Linked DNA regions of Homo sapiens: region 1 is linked to region 2. Evidence: chromatin loops called from intact Hi-C (ENCODE). Cell type or tissue: breast epithelium. All regions are shown on one strand. Links, peaks and the distances in the headings refer to the core of each region. The heading gives the core; the rest is flanking DNA. Region 1 overlaps UBE3C (ubiquitin protein ligase E3C). Region 2 has its middle 26 kb from the start of DNAJB6.

Region 1 (5,374 bases), core at 256-5,255, 80 kb before region 2:
TGATTCCCAAGGGTGACACGGACACTGACCCAGAGGTGGCGGGCACGGCAGGGCAGCACTGCATCCCTGCTGCTGTGCAGAGTGGCCCCATCTTGTCCATTCAGTCAGCGACCACTGCTCAGTGAATGGGAACTTGGTATTTCTGTGTGGTGGCTGTAAGCCTCAGTCAGTCCAGTAAATTGTATTTGCCCTATTTGACACATATCATAGACTATTTACACTCCAGGTACGGTAACTTCAAAATTACTGACACGTGTACATAGCAATCTAGGGATAGACAGGGTTTTGAGGAGATTGCATGGAGGCTCTATCAAACATTCTGCTAAACCCCTTTTCCAGAATGCTTCTAGAGGTTACATGTCCCTTGAGATGCTCCAGGGCAGATATGTTTGGGTGACTATGCACCAAAGCCAACAGAGGGCAGCAGCGCATGGGGCCTGTGAAAGTGTCGAATGTACACTACGTGCGGTTGCTTTCCCCTGACTTCATGCAGCAGCCTGTCCCCAACTCTCGTCCCCTCTCCTTCCCCCTATCTTTTCTGCAAAGCACCTGTAGAACATTCTTAGGGAAAGATAAAGGACATTTCACTTACTTCCCCAAAGCTGTTCTCTGATTCAGCCTGTTTATCAGAGCACATCTTAACTTGGTCCACCTTGTGTTTTTTTTGGTTTTGGATTTTTGTTTGTTTGTTTTTTGAAATGGAACTTCTCTCTTGTTGCCCAGGCTGGAGTGCAATGGCACAATCTTGACTCACTGCAACCTCCACCTCCTGGGTTCAAGCGATTCTCCTGCCTCAGCCTCCTGAGTAGCTGGGATTACAGGCATGCACCACCACGCCCGGCTAATTTTTTTTTGTATTTAGTAGAGACGGGGTTTCACCATGTTAGTCAGGCTGGTCTCAAACTCCTGCCCTCAGGTGACCCACCTGCCTTGGCCTCCCAAAGTGCTGGGATTACAGGCATGTGCCACTGCACCCGGCCTGTTTTTGGGGTTTTTAAATTTTTATTTTAGAGATGGGGGTCTCACTTTCAGCCAGGCTGGAGTGCAGTGGTGCAATCATAGCTCACTGCAGCCTCAAACTCCTGGGCTCAAGTGATCCTCTTGAGTAGCTGGAATTACAGGCACATACCACCATGCCCAGCTTTTCTTATATTTTGTAGAGACAGGGTCTTGCTAGTGTTGCCCAGGCTGGTCTTGGACTCCTGGCCTCAGGCAGTCCTTCTGCCTTGGCTTCCCAAAGTGCTGGGATTACAGAAGTGAGCCTCTGTGCAATGTTTTAATTTATTTATTTTTTTTTTTTTTGAGACTGTCACGCAGGTTGGGATGCAGTGGCACGATCTTGGCTTACTGCAACCTCTGTCTCCCAGATTCAAGTGATTCTCCGGCCTCAGCCACCCAAGTAGCTGGGATTACAGACATGTGCCACCTTGCCTGGCTAGTTTTTATATTTTTAGTAGGGATGGGGTTTCACCATGTTGGCCAGGCTGGTCTCGAACTCCTGACCTCAAGGCGATCCGCCCACCTCAGCGTCCCAAAGTGCTGGGATTACAGACATGAGCCACTGCACCTGGCCTTAATTTACTCTTCGTAGCAAATTATATAACCAGTAATTTTCCCCCCTTTTCAGCCAAATACAGCTTTTAAAAGATCACGTAGATCAGGGTTGTCCAATCCTTTGGCTTCCCTGAACCACATTGGAAGAGGAATAATTGTCTTGGGCCACAGACAAAATACACTAACAGTAGCTGATAAGCTTTTGAAAAAAAAAAAAAATTACAGGCCGGGCACGGTGGCTCACGCCTGTAATCCCAGCACTTTGGGAAGCCAAGGCGGGCAGATCACAAGGTCAGGAGTTCGAGACCAGCCTGGCCAATATGGTGAAACCCCATCTCTACTAAAAATAGAAAAATTAGCCAGGTGTGGTGGCACACGCCTGTAGTCTTAGCTACTTGGGAGGCTGAGGCAGAAGAATCACTTGAACCCGGGAGGCGGAGGTTGCAGTGAGCTGAGATGGCACCACTGCACTCCAGCCTGGATGACAGAGGCAGACCCCGTCTCAAAAAAAAAAAAAAAAAAAACCTCCTAATGTTTTAAGAATTTAGGTATCTGTATTGGGCCGCATTCAAAGCCATCCCGAGCCACATCGGCCTGTGGGCTGCAGGTTGAGGACAAGCTTGCTGTAGATTCTGGAGGACCAATTCCCTGAGAGTTTGTGGGGGCGGAGGTTGCAGTGAGCCGAGATCGTGCCACTGCACTCCAGCCTGGGTGACGGAGCAAGACTCTGTCTCAAAAAATAATGATAATATCATTGCTGTTTTGAGTCCTATGTTAAAATGTCCCTAAGATCCTCACACCCCTTCCTTAAGCCTTCCTGTAAGGCTAGTTGATGTTATTGCTTGCTTGTAACATCTTTCCTCCTCACCCTCCCATTTTTTTTTAACAGAGCCTGATTTGAAAAAGCGGATCCGTGTGCACTTGCTCAATGCCCATGGCCTGGATGAAGCTGGCATTGATGGTGGTGGTATTTTCAGAGAGTTTTTAAATGAACTACTGAAGTCAGGATTTAACCCCAACCAGGGGTTCTTTAAGACTACTAATGAAGGGCTTCTGTACCCCAACCCGGCTGCTCAGATGCTTGTGGGAGATTCTTTTGCCAGACATTACTACTTCCTAGGCAGAATGCTTGGAAAGGTAAAGTAACCTTCATATAAAAATAGACCTCGGACCAAAAGATGTTGACATTTTATGTTTATGTGTGGTTGTTATCCAGGTTTACCATAAAATACTGTTTGTTTTAAATTTGGATGCTAAATGTTGCAAAAGCACTGCACGAAACAAATTTGTATGGTTGTAAGTAGGTGCTATGGTTTGAATGTCCCCTCCAAACTCATGTTGAAACTTGATCCCCAGTGTGCCAGTATTCAGAGGTGGAATCTTTAAGAGGTGATTAGATCATGTGAGCTCGGCCGTCATGAATGGATGAGTGGTTTATTGTGGGAAGGGCCCTGGTGACTTTTTACAGGAGGGAGCCCCTAGCTTTGTGATGCCCTGTGCCGCCTCCGGACTCTGCAGAGTCCCCACCAATGAGAAGACCTCACCAGGGGCTGCCTCTGGACCATGGGCTCCTGGCCTTCCAGCTATAAGAAATGGATTTCAGTTTTTATTAATTACTCAGTTTCAGGTCTTCTGTTATAAGCAGTCAAAACGGACTAAGACAGTAAGTTACTGCCTAGTGACTATTAGTTTAATAGGACTGCCGCAACAAATTACCACACTCTTTGGGGGGGGAGGGAGGCTTAGAAAAACTGAAATTTATTATTTGACAGTTCTGGAGGCTGGAAGTCCAAACTCAGGGTGTCAGCAGCAGCATAGATTCCTTTTTAGAGGCTCTAGAAGAATCCATTCTTCTGGTTTTGCCAGTAGCCCTTGACCTTTTTTGGCTTGTAGATTCATCATTTTGATCTCTGCCTCTGTGGACTTCTCCCTGAGTGTCTCTGTCCAACATTGCCTTATTTTTTTTAATAAGGACACCTGTCATTGTATTGGGGTCTTCCCTGATCCAGTGTAACTTCATCTTAATTTGGTTATCTGCAAATACCTCATTTCCAAAGAAGGTTATATTCACAGATTAGGATTTGAATTTGTCTTTTGGGGGGACACAGCTCTACCTGTTAGGGTGACATTTATAAAGTTGAGTATTCAGGAATTGTTATTAGTTTGTTTGTTTGTTTGTTTGAGACGGAGTCTCTCCTTGCTCTGTTGCCCAGGCTGGAGTGCTGTGGCGCCATCTCTGCTCACTGCAAACTCCACCTCTCAGGTTCAAGGGATTGTCCTGCATCAGCCTCCTGAACAACAGGTGTGCACCACCACGCCCAGCTAATTTTTCTATTTTTAGAAGAGATGGGGGTTTCCACCATGTTGTCCAGAATGGTCTTTAACTCCTGACCTCAAGTGGTCCACCTGCCTTGTCCTACCAAAGTGCTGGGATTACAAGCGTGAGCCACTGCACCTGGCCTGTTATTCGCATTCTTAAATAAATTAGAAATTAATGTTGCTATTGTGATTAATTTCTGTAAGAATCAGAGCTATAATCATTTTCAACTTTGTAATAAAATTTCTTTGTCTCATTGGTGGTTCTGTTTTCCGAGAAGCATAGTGCATGGAGTCGCCTGTTTTGAGAAGCAGCTTAATTGAAAAATCAGTGCCTGCAAAACAGGTGGTGCTTTTAGGACTTCTTTTACATAACAGTTTTATTAAAATATAACTCACATTATGGAAAATTGAACCTTTTAAAGTGTACAGTTCAGTGGTTTTTAATATATTCACTGTGTTATGTGACCATCACCAATATCAAACTTGGAAGCAATGTCATCATCCCAAAAAGGAAACGCTAGGTAGTCACTCCCTATCCTGCCCTTCCTCCCCCAGCCCTGGCCAACCACTAGTCTACTTTCAGTCTGTATGGATTTTTTTTTTTCTAGACATTTCATATAAGTGGAATCATTTGTTATATCAACTATAAATTTGTGACCTTTTGTGATTGGCTTCTTTGATTTAGCATGTTTTCAGGTTTCATTCATGTCGTAGTATGTCAGAGCTTCACTCATTTGAAGGGCCAAATCTTATTTCATTGTATGGATATACCACACTTTGGGGTTTGTTTTTTTCATTTTGAAACAGGTCTTTCTCTGCCACCTAGGCTGGAGTGCACTGCTACAAACACGGCTCAGTCCTGCGCTTAAGGAGGCCTCCTGCTTTCAGCCTCCCGAGTAGCTGGGACCACCGTTGCTTGCTACCACACCTGGCTAATTATTTCATTTTATCGTAGAGGCAGGGTCTTGCCATGTTGCCCAGGCTGGTCTTGAACTCCTGGCGTCAAGCAATCCTCCTGCCTCAACCTCTCAAAAGGCTAGAATTACAGGTGTGAGCCACCACACCCAGTCACCGCATTTTGTTTACTTACTCATCCCAGGCTGGAGTGCAGTGGTGCATTTGCATTGGGAATTTGCATTGTTTCCACCTTTTAGCTATTGTGAATAATGTTACTGCAAACATTTGTATACAAGCTGTTATTTGGACATAGGTTTTTTGTTTTTCTTGGGCATATACCTAGACATGGAAGTGTTAGGTCATACAGTACTCCACGTCAAAGTGTCTGCAACCTTTTACAATCCCACCAACAATTTGTGAAGGTTTCAGTGACTCCACATCGTTGTCAGCACTTACTTAGTGTTGTCTTTTTCATTACAGCCATTCTAGTGGGTGGGAATTGGTATCTCATTGTGGTTTTAATTTCCCTGGTGACTAATAATGTTGACCATCTTTTCATGTGCTTCATGACTTCTGTTGAGAAATGTCTATTCAAGTCCATTGC
Region 2 (5,374 bases), core at 217-5,216:
AAAAAAAATTAGCATATAATGAGCAGTGAGGACAACCAGAAATCACTTTCATCTCGGTATTTGTGGGTTTTAGATGGCTTTTTTTTTTTTTTTTTTTTTTGAGATGGAGTTTCGCTCTGTTGCCCAGGCTGGAGTGTAGTGGCACGATCTTGGCTCACTGTAACCTCTGCCTCCCGGGTTCAAGCGATTCTCCTGCCTCAGCCTCCCTAGTAGCTGGGATTACAGGCATGCGCCACCACGCCCGGCTAATTTTGTATTTTTAGTAGAGACGGGGTTTCTCCATGTTGGTCAGGCTGGTCTCGAACTCCCGACCTCAGTTGATCCGCTTGCCTCAGCCTCCCAACGTGCTGGGATTACAGGCGTGAGCCACCGCGCCCGGCCTTAGGTGGCTTCTTTACCGCATCCTGTTTCATCAGCAAGGCCTTTGTGACCTGTATCTTGTGCCACTTCCTATCTCATCTGGTGACTTGGAATGCTGACCCTCCTGGGAATGCAGCCCAGTAGGTGTCAGCCTCATTTTACCAGCCCCTGTTCCAGATGGAGTCGCTCTGGGTGAAATGCCTCTGACAGTACTCCCAGGCATGTGTGTGGAATTAGAATGATTTTCACCTGTTAAATCCGTTCTATGTCAATTTAATTCCTAGACCAGCCAAAGAACCAGCAGGGGTGGAAGGAAGCACAGGCTTTTCCTCCCTCCAGCTGGACAGCTTGTTGTAAATTCTCTTTGCCCAGCACTCGTCACAGGGGCTGGCCCTTTCCGAGCTCATGTCATGTTGTCATTTCCACACTCGATCCTAACTTTCCTTCATCGCGAGGTCTTTCCCACTGTAGGACACACGGGGCCACCTGTGAGTAGCGGAGACCCGTGGTACCAGGAGCCCACCTAACACTGCGGTCCCTGCCTCTCTCACCCAGACAGCTGCAGGGAGGTAGGTGAGGCTTGGGCAGCAGCCCTGCTCACACAGGGCCGGGGCTTCGGGACCCAACTGTACATTTCAGGCTGCAGGAGGGGAAGAATCAGTGAAACATGGGCCTCTGCTGCATCACGCTCAACCCTGGGCCTGACCTCGTTCTGTGGCCACACCCAGCCACAAGCAATGCCAGCCAAGAACCTAGAACCCAGGGCTTAGTTCTGAAGAACAAAGGGAAGATGCTCCCTGGAGGACACTGGCAGTTTCCACTTGGAAAAGTTATGCTTTCCAACTCGAATGGGCTGAGGTTTCCGTCCCAGTACCCTGGGTTCTCTAGTGACCAGAAAGACCCCTGGTCGAGACCAGGGAGCACCCACCACCTGATCAGGGACACGGAGATGGCTCTCAGATCGTCCAGCCATTCTGGGGAGGCCAGCCCCGCCATCCCCCAAAGATTGCGGTTAAATTTCTCCGCAGCTTCAGATGCATTTGCAGTTCTTTGGAACTTCAGGTATTTAAAGATTCTCCAACTGGGTTCAGGGCTCTGTCTGACTCCACAGTCATGACTCATAAATTGTGGTAATAACATAAATATTTGGGAAATGAATGAGGCTGGGAGCCTAGGAAGTGAGGATGTTACGGCTGGTGGAGGAGAAGGCTGAGACCCATACTGAAATTATAAATCTAAAGGGAAAGGAATGCAGAGTCGGTCCAGCAGCCACAATCTGGTATCTTGGTGGAGTGAGAGCCACACGAGAGGTTTCCTTGCCTCTCAGGTTAGTTCATCTTACCTAGATCACCTGAGGCCCCGCAGAATGGGAGCCATTGTTCCCTTCCATTAACAGCACACAAGGAGCAGTTGTCACCACTGGCAGAATAACAATGAGAGCATTATGATTGCATTTCCTATGAATGGAAGGCATCATTGCCATGATTTTTCCATTTGAAACTATTTCACTCTGAAGTGAGGAAAAGTACCAGATTAAAAAGAATGAAAGTTTCCTTGTTTTCAATTTGATAGAGACAAAATTACCACAAACTTGGCTTTATTTGCAATTCTAGAACTGGGAAACACCCCATTCTATAAAACAGAACGAGGGCTCCTGCGTGCTGGGTAGAGGAGGTTGGTTCTGTAAACAGAAAGGGGCTGAGGAGGCAGACACAGAACAAAAAGCAGATTGGTCATTTCCAAGAGGTTTTCCTTGGAAGGTTCCAGCAGAGGGGACTTCCTCATCATGCTGGCAAGACCTGGCTGGCTTGGGGCTATTCCCTGTCTCCTGGTTTCCTGGAAGGTGAGATGAACAAGTTAGTTTTGGCTTGGTGACGTGGAACTCTAGCATGAGTGGCTGTGTTTTGGGCTGGTCTACCAGGCCTAGAGCAGGAGCTCAGGCCAAACCAGTGCACTCCTGTATAGTGCAGCCTTGACATAACTAACTCCATCTTGAAGCCAGGCGGGGGCTCACACCTGTAATCCCAGCACTGTGGGAGGCCGAGACAGGCGGATCACTTGAGGAGTTTGAGACTGGCCCGAGCAACACAGTGAAACCTTGTCTCTACTAAAAATACAAAACTTAGCCAGGCGGGGTGGCGCACACCTGTAATTCCAGCTACTCGGGAGGCTGAGGTGAGAGGATTGCTTGAATCCGGGAGGCAGAGGCTGCAGCGAGCCGAGATCGTGCCACTGCACTCCAGCCTGGGTGACAGAGCGAGACCCTGTCTCAAAAAAACAAAAACAACGAACTCCATCTTGGAAAAAGACTCCATTTTCTATTTCATGGGGAACTCTGCCAACAAGGATGAGGCATTTTGCTTAATAAATAAGCCTGGGTGCGCTGGCTCGTGCCTGTAATCCCAGCACTTTGGGAGGCTGAGGTGGGCGGATCACCTGAGGTGGGGAGTTCAAGACCAGCCTGACCAACATGGAGAAACCCCGTCTCTACTAAAAATACAAAAATTAGCTGGGCGTGGTGGCGGGCGCCTGTAATCCCAGCTACTCGGGAGGCTGAGGCAGGAGAATCGCTTGAACCCAGGAGGCGGAGGTTGCGGTGAGCCAAGATCACGCCGCTGCACTCCAGCCTGTAATCCCAGCTACTTGGGATCCTGCCACTGCACTCCCAGCAGAGACCAGGACTCCTTTTGTCTTCTCGCCCTGTGGACTGGTTCATTAACACTCCCTCTCACCCTCCCTCCCTTCCTCCCTTCTTTCTGTCCTTCCTTCCTTTCTGAGTCTTGCTCTATCACCCCGCTGGAGTGCAGTGGCGTGATCTTGGCTCACTGCAATGTCTGTCTCCCGGGTTCAAGCAATTCTCCTACCTCAGCTTCCCGAGTAGCTGGGATTACAGGAGCTCACCACCATGACCAGATAATTTTTGTATTTTCAGTAGAGTTGGGGTTTCACCATGTTGGCCAGGCTGGTCTTAAATTCCTGACCTCAGGTGATTCACCCGCCTCGGCCTCCCAAAGTGCTGGGATTACAGACACGAGCTGCTGTGCCTGGCTCCTCTTTATTTCTTTTTATTTTTAAAATAAAAATTAAAAAGAGACAGGGTCTCACTAAGTTGTCCAGGCTGGTCTTGAACTCCTGAGCGCAAGTGAACATCCTGCCCCAGCCTCCCAAAGTGCTGGGATTACAGATGTGAGCCACCCTGCCTAGCTGCCTCTTTTTCCTTTTTTTTTTTTTTGAGACAGAGTCTCACTCTGTGGCCCAGGCTGGAGTGCAGTGGTGCAGTCTCAGCTCACTGCAACCTCTACCTCCCAGGTTCAAGTGATTCTCCTGCCTCAGCCTCCCAAGTAGCTGGCATTACAGGCACATGTTACCATGCCTGGCTAATTTTTGTATTTTTAGTAGAGACGGGGTTTCACAATATTTGCCAGGCTGGTCTCGAACTCCTGACCTCAAGTGATCCACCTGCCTCAGCTTCTTGAAGTGCTGGAATTACAAGTGTGAGCCAGCATGCCTGGTCCTCCGTTTCCTCTTGATTTTAAATGTTACTTAAATGTGGAGGCTAGGCACGGTGGCTCACACCTGTAATCCCAGCACTTTGGGAGGCCGAGGTGGGCAGATCATGAGGTCAGGAGTTTGAGACCAGCATGGCCAACATTGTGAAACCCCATCTCTACTAAAAATGCAGAGGTTGCAGTGAGCCGAGATCATGCCACTGCACTTCAGCTTGGGCCACAGAGTGAGACTCTGTCTCAAAAAAAAAAAAAAAAAGTTGTGGAATGTTTAACCTATAACATTTCTATATTGATTAAGTATACTATTACAGGTCAGGTGCGGTGGATCACGCCTGTAACCCCAGCACTTTGGGAGGTTGAGGCGGGAGGATTGCTTGATTCCAGGAGTTTGAGACAAGCCTGGGCAATGTAGTGAGACCCTGTCTCTATTTTTTAAATAACAGTAATAAAATAGAAAAAAAAACAAGAAAAAAAGTACACTATCGTGTTCAGTTTGCAACATTGACTGATCTGTGGAGAGGCTTGAGCCTGTGTGCCCACGTCTCTGACCACGGACTCACCAGGAAGTGGTGAGGAGAACTGTCTCCTTACGAACTCCATGGAGCTCATGGTTTTTGTGATTGAGGCAGCATCAGTAGAAGCCCGACACTGTGGAAAGACAAAACATGCAAGGACCTGGTTATCTCCAACCTTGCACGGCTCATGACACCTCCTATAAACTTTATTTAACAAATCTTATTTAAAGTATGGCCTGGCTGGGCACGGTGGCTCATGCCTGTCATCCCAGCACTTTGGGAAGCTGAGGTGGGAGGACTGCTTGAGCCCAGGAGTTTGAGACCAGCCTGGGCAACCTAGCTACCAAAAAAAATACAGAAAATTAGCCAGGTGTGGTGGCGCACACCTGTAGTCCTAGCTACTCAGGAAGCTGAGGTGGGAGAATCACCTGAGCCTGGGAGGTTGAGGCTGAGCCATGATCGCACCATTGCACTCCAGCCTGGGTGACAGAATCAGGCCCTGTCTCCAAAAAAATAAAGTATGGCCTTCCTAAATTGGAATTATTTCAACAATGTCCATTTTTTCTGATATAATTTCTGTTAAGTCATCAGTAAAATGTATCGATTACGTCTGGATTTACTTAAAAGAGCCTCCCTCTCGTGAACTGCCCCGAGTTGTACGTGCCCTAAAGTGAGGAAAGCATCTCGCCGAGCCGGTCCGGAGAGGCAGGCTATGTGCCTGTGTCCACTGCCTCCTGCCTCCAGTAAGCACACATCGTGTGTCCATCCAGCTAATGGCCAGATGAGCAACCTACCGCTGCACATGTATCCCTGGCTTGGGTGTTACTGCCGTGACCTTTAACCTCTTTTAACAATTGGAAGCCCACTGTGTGCCACCACGCCGAAGGCTGAGCATCTCTGGGGATGGAGAGTGAGGCGGCAGAGCTGCATGGGGCAGCGCAGGTGCACGTCGTCAATTCTCTGAATCAGAAAGTGAACTGGAGGTGAGTG

Evidence for each region. Peaks named below come from ENCODE experiments on the same cell type or tissue, not always from the same donor. Only the 100,000 strongest peaks of a DNase experiment are listed, where the experiment ranks them.
Region 1: it touches region 2 in a loop (19-fold over the local background); 1 of 110 quality-filtered maps calls a loop at or near these places.

Annotation. Positions count from the first base shown.
Region 1 is chr7:157,228,637-157,234,010 of GRCh38, forward strand. UBE3C (ubiquitin protein ligase E3C) reads left to right here. Exons shown (of 23, transcript NM_014671.3): 18 at 2,444-2,691. Among named protein-coding and RNA genes, the nearest start is that of UBE3C, 92 kb to the left of the region's middle. In breast epithelium, for the core only: no CTCF peak of the experiment used is centred there; no DNase peak of the experiment used is centred there.
Region 2 is chr7:157,308,725-157,314,098 of GRCh38, forward strand. No RefSeq gene overlaps it. Among named protein-coding and RNA genes, the nearest start is that of DNAJB6, 26 kb to the right of the region's middle. RefSeq lists enhancers at 15-554, 555-1,096, 1,097-1,636, 1,637-2,178, 2,179-2,718 and 1 more and a silencer at 1,591-1,885. In breast epithelium, for the core only: no CTCF peak of the experiment used is centred there; DNase peaks (open chromatin) are centred at 1,434, 1,717 and 2,187; H3K27ac peaks cover 3,086 bases.